Regions from separate parts of the Homo sapiens genome. Here region 1 is linked to region 2. A link is a loop called in an ENCODE intact Hi-C map of the cell type or tissue named here. Cell type or tissue: PC-9. All regions are shown on one strand. Links, peaks and the distances in the headings refer to the core of each region. The heading gives the core; the rest is flanking DNA.

Region 1 (5,384 bases), core at 130-5,129, 290 kb after region 2:
TTTAGGTGCACTATTTCGGGGTTTTGTTTTCCCATCTGAAAGATCAGGTTCATAATTTCTAGACAGTACAGGCATGTCATAAAGGATAAAGAAGATAGCATTGATCTCAGGTGCTGGCACTGCCTGAAAACTGAATGTGATTCAGGTCGGTGAATCTCAAGTAAAAGTGGATATTCTAGCAGGAAAGGAAATGGAGTGGAGAGGGTGAAAGTCAAAATGGGTAGATGGTAAATAGAATTAATTTAAATAGTAAGCAGGCTGTCCCAAAGACACGCAGTTCCCTTCCTCCATTCTTAAATATTCCTACACTTCCCTAACATCCTAACATTCCTAAATCCCTAAACCTTCCTGAAACCAGTTTCCATTTCCTTGCTCTTCCTCCCTGTTGCCTGATCAGTGCTCTCTTTTTCTCTGTGTGTCTGTCTGTCGCCCTCCCTCCAGACACCAGCCAGTAAACCAACCCGAAGGAAACCGCCCTGTTCCCTCCCCCTGTTCCCCCCCAAGGTAGACCTGGGCCAGAATGGTGAGGAGGTAAGTGCTGCTGTTGGGGCTCAGAGGATGCTGTGATGGGTTTTCTTTCCTCTTCTTGAGGAAAGTTTGGAGGAGGGGGCACCAAACTCATACTTTAAAGCTCAGACTCTGTGCAGGGAATTTCTCCATTTCAGAGTGAATCTCCTCTTAAATGTTTCCTGAATCGTTTACTTTGGAAACTAGGCTCCTCCCTGCTCCCTTTTACTGAGGCTCCTTTATGATTTGTCAAGGACACGAACACTATTTTCCAAGCCTGAGAATTTTAGCAAAGAGAATGGGTCATATATTATTAACAGACCCAATTCAGGAGCCAGGAAAGTTCTGTTTTATTCCCAGATCTGACTTAGGTGATCTTGGAATAAGGTGTGGAGAAGGTACCTGGAAAGGGGGCTACACTTACATAGGGCAGGACGGAAGCATGAGAAAACCCCGTGATTCTGCAGTATCCTTGTAAAGCCTGGCTATTGTTCAAGATCACTGGAAGAAAACCAGAGCGCACAGGAGGCCTCGTTGCCCTCAGATATAAATAGCCAACGTTACCAACATAATAAAGGCTCTGGTATCATAGATCATAGCCAGTAATAGGTTCTTAGCCTGCATATTCTCCTATCTTTATTTATCTAATTGTAGCTGCAGGAGTGCCTTCTCCACACCTTATGCCAGCAACCCATGAACCTTCACTGTGGTCATAGTCTGTGCCAGAAATGGATTTGTATGTTCTGTCATCTCACCTGGGAGGCCAACCCCAAAATACAGCAAGCAAGCCAAAGACAATGTCATTCCCAAATTCCACTTCAACAACCTCTTTATTCTCCCCTTCTTTTTTGGGGACCAGCATCCTGACAATAGCCATTAGGTGCCCTATGTGAACTTGGGCAAGCATCTTAATGCCTACATTTTCTCATCTATAAAGTGAAACAGCTGAAATAGATCAATGGTTTTCAAGCCTTTTTGTCAACCTAAGGCTTATAAACAGAAGCCCACAAGATAAAGCAGAAACTCATCGCTGCCCCAGGCCAAGTGAGATGGGGGAGGGGAGGCCTGGAGCCCCAAATGCTCTCAGAATACTCTCTCCCCACTGACCAAGGGTCTTATTCTTGGATGAGAACCCCAAGGAGCACAGTTTAAAAACACTGAGGTTTTCCTTGGGTCTCTTCAAGTGCCAACAATATGATTCTGTGGCTTTATGGGGTCATCAGCCAGTGCTGTGACCAAACACATACCAACAACCTCTCTTTCCAGAGAATCAACTTCTCCTTGTAACCTTCAACCTCTGGGCTCAGTGTCTCCACTGCTATGCAATGGGTTGAGGTTATGGCCACTCAGAGCTTAATGTGAGACTGCCCCCTGATAGCCTGGGCTTGGCCCAGGAGAAGTCACCACACCATACCGAATCATTTTTCTTATTTGTGAAATTGAGGACAAAATCACTAACCAGATAGATCAGGGAGGCTGGCTAGGGAAGTTTTATCCCCTAGAGTAAAAGCAGAGGGAGTTAGGCTAGTGATTGGGTTAAACAGCTCCATCCTGGCAGCTCTGTGGAAATGCATTCACAGGTTTCACCCCATGGGGCACATCACCCAGAAGTTAAATGGCTTATAATGGCCAAGGGCTGGTTAAGTCCAAGGGCGGATTTTAGAAAATCCTGCCTGGAGTGACAGGCTGCTCGCACATTGAAAGGACACTACCTCCAGGGATCAATGACTTTTCGTGGCCTTGAAATTCACATAGAAGCAGGGCGTAGTGGCTCACGCCTGTAATCCCAGCACTTTGAGAGGCCGAGGTGGGCGGATCACGAGGTCAGGAGATTGAGACCATCCTGGCTAACACGGTGAAACCCCGTCTCTACTAAAAATACAAAAAATTAGCAGGCGTGGTGGCAGGCGCCTGTAGTCCCAGCTACTCGAGAGGCTTAGGCAGGAGAATGGCGTGAACCCCGGAGGCGGAGCTTGCAGTGAGCCTAGATCGCGCCACCGCACTCCAGCCTGGGTGACACAGCAAGACTCCGTCTCAAAAAAAAAAAAAAAAGAAAAGAAATTCACATAGAAATAAAATGAGCAGCCTGCTTTGTCTGGCAGGGCTAATTGGAGGCTGCTGTCCACATTTCTCCTTCCATACTCCTGTAGCTCAGCCTGCAGAGGCTCTAATGCTGGAAACCTTGGGGGCCTGCAGGGAGGGACCCGGTCAGGCTACCCCTCGGTTCCCAATGCACAGTGCCAGGAAGGGTCATTTCATCCCTGCCCCGCTATGCTTGCTCAGGTCTGAGACAGTGGGGTCAGCCCCCTGACAGCACCTGCTGACTGCAGGGCCCCTCCTGATGGCAGGGTGACCAAGAGTTACCCCTCTCTGGAAGAACCAGCTGAAGTTGGGTGTTTAATGCAGCCACAGATCCTGCCTCCTATACTCAGAAAAGGCTGAAAAGCATTCCCATCTGGAAATTAGTCCGTAGTTTCTAGACGTGGTAATAATGTCATGTAAATACAGCTATATATATACATATACAGGGATGGAAGGCTGGTTTTTCTCCACCGGATTGTTAGTCTCAGCCGCTTGCCTGAAGCCCCTTGTTAAACCGTAAGGGAAATGATGCCACCTGCTGTCATTTCCAGGAACTGCACTAGAGGCTATTTTGGATTCTTTCTGCTTTGCAATTCAAATCAATAGGGTTTTATGGAGCATCAGCTGGGTCCCCAGTACTATACTGTGTTTAAGGGGCAGGGTCCACTGAATTTCCACAGACTTCAGAAATCAGTGGTCAGCTGGGGAAGAGAAGAACTAATAATATTACATGAAGTGAGCTTTATCAGCAAAATTGTTGCTGCAGTTTCTAAAAGTTTCTCTGAAAACCCCAGCCCGTGTGAAATTTCCCTGTAAAGCACAGAAACCAAGGGCACTTCCATTGGGGCTGGAAGCTCTTTATACTCATCCTAGATAAAAAGCTCCTTGAAAGACTGCTATAGGAACATACCCGACAGTGAAGACACATGGAGGCAGAGGCAGCAGGAGTCCTTAGAATCATTTATTCCCGCCCAGCTGCATCTTGGTAGAGGAGGCTGAGGCCAAGGGCTTCGTCTGGCTCCTGCCAAAACTAGAATTAGAAGGAGTGGGGATCCTGTAAGTCCAGCCCATGCTCTCCCTTGGTGTTGGGCTGTAAAAAGATCACGAGGAGTTCAGTTGGGTGAGCCTCCCTCCTTCCATCACTAAAACACAATCATCTCACATTATAAATATCTCAGAATCTTCCTAAGAGATCAGTGTAGTTCTTCTTATTGTTCAGGAAAATTAGTACATGGGGTCAAGGAGCAGGTCATACACATTGGTCTCCACACTATGGGGAGATCCCTCCTCTGCCTTGGCCTCTGTCCAACCACATGGAAGTCATCCTCTTCCTTTTCTTCATCATCATCATCCTATCACTGTCACCATTCTCACATGTTTGTGGGGATTTTACGCAAAACACAGAGTTAATATTTTTACATGATATGGATCCCGAAGGCAGACAAGATTCCTGGCATTCATTCATCACAAAAATATCTACAACTAACAGAGAGTACGTATGATTATGTAACACATGCATCAGCCACGGACTGCTCCTGCCACCGAGACTGAATCATGCTCATCTTTGTATGACCCACACAATGTCTGGGACGTAGTAAATACTCAGTAAATGTTTACTTGGTTAAAAAGAATATTCAGGCTGGGCGTGGTGGCTCACGCCTGTAATCCCAGCACTTTGGGAGGTGGGTGGATCACCTGAGGTCAGGAGTTCGAGACCAACCTGGCCAACATGGTGAAACCCTGTCTCTACTAAAAATACAAAAACTAGCCAGGCATGGTGGTGCATGCCTGTAATTCCAGCTACTTGGGAGGCAGAGACAGGAGAATTGCTTGAACCCAGGAGGCGAAGGTTGCAGTGAGCCGAGATTGCGCCATTGCACTCCAGATTGAGGAACAAGCAGGACTCTGTCTCAAAAAAAAAAAAAAAAAGAAAAGAAAAGAAAAAGAATATTCAAATATTCAACATTTTGGAAAATCATAATTTATAAATCATGCCATCGATGGGATTTTCCAAAATATCACTGGGTCCAGGGAGGAATTCCAGTCATACCTCTGTCATCCTGGTCTGGTTTCTTGTTGTGTGTGTGACAAACAGGATGGTAATTTTTGCCCTTTGTCTTTGAAATCCCCCAAATTGTTGATTCACAGTGTTGAAGGTCATGAGGTGAAGATCTTGCTCAGATATAGTTTTCCTTCATAACAACAATGAAGTCACTCTTCCTGGGAGAGACCTTCTGTGTTAAGGATGTCGGCGCTGACTTCTCTAATTCTGATTTGAAGATCTTGCTGTGGTGGGATGAGGGAGGGAGGGGGAAAGTTCACGTCGCCCAGGCCCTAATGAAGTATGTGGGCTACTGAACTAATGAGAAAGTGGCAACACCAACTTCTCTTCTCCTTCTGCCTGTGGCTTTTGGGTTCCAACCAGAACCCCACTTTCCTCACCTTACTTATCTGGTTGTTTTGGTTGATTTGCTCCATAGAAATCACCACCCAATGCGAGCCACCCTCCTAAATTCAAGGTCAAGAGCTCGCCTCTGATTGAGAAGCTTCAGGTAAGTGCAGAATTCATTGTCTATTGCTACCTTTTATCTAACTCCACTTCTTATCCAAAATTTGCATGACTTTGAGGCTCATAGGGGTAGCCTATGTGTCACCTGCATAATTGGCCCCAATAATCAGCCAGTGATCAAATTGCAGTAAACGATAAGGATCTCACAGCCCTGCCTGAGGGAAAAGAACTAACATAAGGACCACATCAAGCACAAGCTCATGTATTTGACATTTAGTGGTGGGGG
Region 2 (5,384 bases), core at 131-5,130:
CCAGAAAGAAAAAAGAATCAACCCACCAAGCAGTGGTGGGACCAGCAGCTCACCTATTAAAGCAATTTTCCCCAGCCCAACTTCACTGGTAAGAATAAAAAATAGGGAGTGCAAGCTCAAGGGCTAATTTTTGCAATTTTACAAATGACCTGTTAAATCAGTTTATTTCATAATAGTAATTTAATGAATAAATACATCAAATAAATGCATGTAAATTTGTATTTTAGACATTACCAAGGTAATGAAATTCTCATTCTCTCTTTCCTTGTCTCTCGTGCTCTCTCTCTCTCTCTGCTGAGGTCACTGGTCTTGAGGTGCCCCTGCATGGAGGGTGAAATCTCGTGTTGTTATTAACCCAAGAACTTATTGGTCTTGCTTATTTTTTATTTATTTTTCTATTTATTTTATTTTTTTGAGACAGAGTCTCATTCCATCACCCAGGCTGGAGTGCATTGGTGCGATCTTGGCTCACTGCAACCTCCGCCTCCTGGGTTCAAGCGATTCTTGTGCCTTGGCCTCCCGAGTAGCTGGGATTATAGACGTGTACCACCATTCCCGGCTAATTTTTTGTACTCTTAGCAGAAGCAGGGTTTCACTATGTTGGCCAGGCTGGTCTTGAACTCCTGACCTCAAGTGATCCCTTGGCCTCCCAAAGTGCTGGGATTACGGGTGTGAGCCACCATTCCCAGTCTTTTTTTTTTTTTTTTTTTTTTTTTTTTTGTTGAGACAGAGTTTCACTCTTGTTGCCCAGGCTGGAGTGCAATGGTACGATTTCAGCTCACTGCAACCTCCGCCTCCTGGGTTCAAGCGATTCTCCTGCCTCAGCCTCCCAAAGTAGCTGGGATTACAGGCGCCCGCCACCAGACCCAGCTAATTTTTTTGTATTTTTAGTTGAGACCAGGGTTTCATCATGTTCTCCAGGCTGGTCTTGAACTCCTGACCTCAGGTGATCCACCTGCCTCAGCCTCCCAAAGTCCCAACGTGCTGGGATTACAGGTGTGAGCCACTGCGCCCAGCCCACCTATCTTATTTTTTAAAGTGAACAATTTTAATTCTTTCATCACATTTCCATCATACTCTTCTCTGGTATAGTTCATTAGATTACTCTGTAACCATGGGAGTAAATTTGCTGCTGATCCCAGTTATCTCAGAAAATCTTGTTACTTTTTATTCATGTTGAGTCCTAAAGCCCAGTTTATTAAACTTACACTCACGTGATTAAGTGACAATAAGTTACCAGATAACCTTCAGTTCTGAACTTGTATTAAAACAATCATCTCAGGTCTTTTACTTTGAAACAACATATGATCCTTTCCTGTGAAGCCTCATTGAGTAACTTCTGCTGTTTGCATTATTCCTAGACTGAAGAGACATACAGTGGTCGTATGACTCCCTTGGTTTTTAGGATGATTATGAATTTGACTTCTACATTGTCAGGATTCAAAAGATGGGAATATTGTTGAGTTTGCATTTCTGTTCTTTTTAAATTTGGTTTTATTTTATTTGAATGTCATTCCATACTGGCAGGCTTTTTAAACTAAGGTCAGCATTAAAAGCACATGTTAGTTTATGTGAAGGTTGTAGTTGTTAAATGGTGGGCCTGTAGTCATAAAGTTATGAGATAGTTATGAAAAAGATAATTATTAATCAACAATTTTGTTTTGTAAAGGTGATGTTTGTGTTTTAGATTTGTACTAAAAGAAAGACAGTATTTCTTGCAAAACTAGAATTTTTTGTTATTTCAAAACTAATCCGTTTTTTTTAAAAGTTTGCTTCACATTATTTTCATAATTTTATTTTATTAAAACCAAACCTAAGGCAATACTGCCCCCCTACAGAGTCAAAAGTAAAAGTAATACATGTACCCCAGATTCCCTGATCCTGTCAAATAGTTTTCTTATTTAGGTAAAGTTGATAATTAGTATAATGTTTCTTACCGACTTAGAGTATATCTGTCTCAACGCTATTGAAATTTACGAACTTTTTATTATTTATTTTTAAAACCCAGGCAAAGCTATCTGTGATATCAGTGAACAACCATCTTCGAATAGCAGCTTTCCAACATAGGATGTCAGGTGTCTCAATTCCAAGATCAAAGAAAGACTGTAAAATCATTTCCTCTTTAAGTTTTGATTTTAAGTGCTTTGTCCATGTTTTCATTTCTGACCTCAAGGTGGCGACCACACCAAGCCTTGTGACTAGCAGTGCAGCAACTACCCTCACAGTCAGCCCTGTCCTCCCTCTGACCAGTGCTGCTGTGACGAATCTTTCAGTTACAGGTAAGCAGCTGCCAGGCCATGCACCTGCTGAGCACATGGGAGGCCCGTTTTGGGTTATTATAAGAGTCTACCATTAAATTGTGAATTAAGGCCCTAACTAAAGATAGGTGTTGCTCATAAATATCAATTTTCTTTAAAGTAACTCCTTTCCTTAAAAGCCTTCAATAGCCGTGGCTTTTTGCATTCAGAAAAACCTCCAAGTTTGTCAATTCGTGAAGGTTATTTCCGGTCTGAACCTGATCTCCCACTAGTCTTTTGCCTACGCACCCTCAACACACAGGAGGCCTCCATCCATACCTTTGTAAACATCCCTACAATGGAAATGTCCATCTTAGCCTGCAGTTCTTGATCTGTTACTGATAAAACTATACCAGCTTGTATGTCAATTTTCTTGGAAATATTCTTTAGCTTTCCCAGGAAACTATTCATTTCCATGTACCTGTATTATAAATGATTTTATTTTTACACACCTGTCTTTCCCAATAGACTGCACTTCTCAAAAGATTTGATTATTCTTTTTGAACTCTTGATGCCTAGCTCAGTGCATGACATACTCACTATAAAATGAATGTTTTTTTTTCCTTTGGCCTCTTTTAAATAGCAAATTTTCCAGATAAATTTAAAATCACTTAGCATTGTCATCAGATGTTTTTTAGTGATACATAGTGCATAAGACATGCTGTAATTATTCACCAGGTTGGTTATTTGCTAGTACATCATTGGGTAGATTAATGATATTTCATAATGAAGCTTGATTTAACCTAGAGGTAGGGACTTTTATTTTTCTCACCCATGTTTTAAGTTTACAATGCCTCCTTGGCTCTATGACCTACCCATGATGTAAAAATTGAATAAATGGCTTTATATTATATTAAATTTCTACATTATTAGAACATTTTGTTTATTGTTTTCTGCATCCAATCATCCATTAATTTTTGCTTATGTTAAACAGTACTTCTTGACCTCTTCTGGATGTTGGACCTTTTTAAGAATTTGAAAGCTACAGACTTTTCCTCACACAAAATAGACATATACACAATTTTTAGTAAAATTTAAGGAGATTTATAAATGACAGCTCCCATCAACCTCCCACTCCAAGGCTATTTGTGGATACCTACAGGTTCCAGTTTTAATAACCTTGGTTCAAGAATATACTTAAGAACCTTGGTTAAGAATATATATAATATTGAGCACTTCCACTTAATAAGCAAACTGTTAGTGATTGATTGGCATTGTGTTGGGCACCAAGAATGTGAAGAACCATCTCTGAGGACCTTGTTGTCCAAATTGACTGCCAGTCACCTGGTAAATTATGAACTGAATCCTACCTTCCCAACAAATTATATTGCTTTAGGTCTAAAAATACCTGTCTCTTACAGAAATTTTGTTAATAGTTTACACATTAAGAACAAATAGCTTTGCAGTTTTCTTAAAATATGGGGAAAATCAAAGTAATTTTAGAGAGATTTTAATACTCAAAACTAGCTAAAAATTTGCATCAGTTTTTGATACTTCTTACCACTCACATTTTCTTGAACTCTTACTCAGCCTATTTATGTGGATCTATTTGTGATTTTTTTCTGACACGTTGATAATTTTTCCTGGAGTGAATTTTTTTTAATTATTAAAAACATTATTAGGAAATTCAAACAGGAAAAACAATCACAAGTACCATTTTTATTTTCTCTTTAAATCCTTTTTATATGTACATGTATGTACAGTTTCAGTAGTATTTGTGCAGTACAGTATTTGATTGCAGCCTTGTGATACTCTAAGCAGAGGACTCAGGCTCTGCCTGGACACCTGACCCACAAAAACTATGAGATAATAAATTGTGATGATTTAAGCTGCCGAATTTGTGTCATTGCTCCTTGAAAGAGAAGAAGAGTCAGTGTCAAGTGGGTTTTCTTTTCTTACTCTTTTATCAGCCGTTGCTCAAAACCATGCCCCTTTTTAATTTGTTTTTCCTCTTTGGACTGTAACTTTCTTGTACAGCCTCTTTTCCTCTGATATTTTTATACTGCCTTCTTTTTTTCTCTGTTGAGAAAAGTAGCATGTTTCTTTATCATGTTATTTATTAAAGACGGCCATTGTCTTAATCATACAACTTATGTAATGCAATCTGCTTTCTTCCTGAAGACTTTCTTCTTGGGATTTCTATGATTGCTTATTTTAAATTGTTTTCCTTGTTTTCCTGAGTTAGATCCAATGTTTCTCAGATGCCCTGTCATCCTCTTTGATTCCTTTTTGTCTGGAGCACGTTCTCAAGTAATTTTATTTAGAAAGGTTACATGGGAGGTAAAACTTCTAAATACATGTATAACTGAGAAGTATTTATTTTGCCTTCACAGTATTTTTTGGAGTTTGTCCAGTTACAAAAGTATTTTTCCTTTGAATTTTGTTGTGTTTTAGCATCTAGTGTTGCTAGTGAAAAGTCTGATTTCAATCTCTTTTTCCTTGTTTTTTCTCTCTGTAAACCTTAAGGGTTTTTTAAAATCTTATACTGTTCTAAAATTTCACTACAAGGTTTCAAAGAAGGGGCCTTTTAAAACTTGCCCTCATTGGCCTTCAGCAAGCATTTTCAATGTGAATTAATGTATTTCTTGCACTCTGGTAATTTATCTTTTTTTTTTTTTAAGTTAGGATTTTTTGGCATTCACTCTGTTTATTCATTTTGTGTCATTTGTAATGTGCTGTTGGCTTTTTTCATTGTCTGGTGATTTTTGTAGTGATGAATGCAAGATTACATTACTTATTATCAGTAGCCTGTAAGGGTTTTTCCTGACATTGTGTAGCTTCTGTTACTCAAGAGTCCCCTCCCCTGAATGGAAGGGCTCGCGGTGAGCTGTGAATGTGAATAAAGAACTGCCAAACTTTATTTCAGCCTATGAACAGGAAGCAGGCAGGCAAGCGAGGCTTTCTGTCATACTTTTCCAAAATGAGGGGTATCTTTCCTCATGCATGCAAGTACCTACACTAGAATCCTTAGCGTTCCATAGTCAGATTTTATTTTCTTTCAAGAGTAGGTGACTTTGGTTCTGTTCATTTGAGAGGTCTGGTAGAAGGAGGGAAAGGCCCACTGTGAGAGCTATTATGTGAATAGCC

Evidence for each region. A loop is a pair of places that touch in the nucleus more often than their neighbours do. Peaks named below come from ENCODE experiments on the same cell type or tissue, not always from the same donor. Only the 100,000 strongest peaks of a DNase experiment are listed, where the experiment ranks them.
Region 1: it touches region 2 in a loop (17-fold over the local background); 5 of 110 quality-filtered maps call a loop at or near these places.

What each region holds. Positions count from the first base shown.
Region 1 is chr1:167,684,980-167,690,363 of GRCh38, forward strand. RCSD1 (RCSD domain containing 1) reads left to right here. Exons shown (of 7, transcript NM_052862.4): 3 at 442-531; 4 at 5,070-5,141. Among named protein-coding and RNA genes, the nearest start is that of TRP-CGG1-1, 27 kb to the right of the region's middle. RefSeq lists enhancers at 2,864-3,043, 4,271-5,384. In PC-9, for the core only: CTCF peaks have their summits at 3,118 (motif pointing left) and 3,317; a DNase peak (open chromatin) is centred at 3,102.
Region 2 is chr1:167,399,278-167,404,661 of GRCh38, forward strand. It overlaps POU2F1 (POU class 2 homeobox 1), which reads left to right. Exons shown (of 16, transcript NM_002697.4): 12 at 1-88; 13 at 2,174-2,279. Among named protein-coding and RNA genes, the nearest start is that of CD247, 120 kb to the right of the region's middle. In PC-9, for the core only: CTCF peaks have their summits at 2,166 (motif pointing right) and 2,365; a DNase peak (open chromatin) is centred at 2,184; H3K27ac peaks cover 574 bases.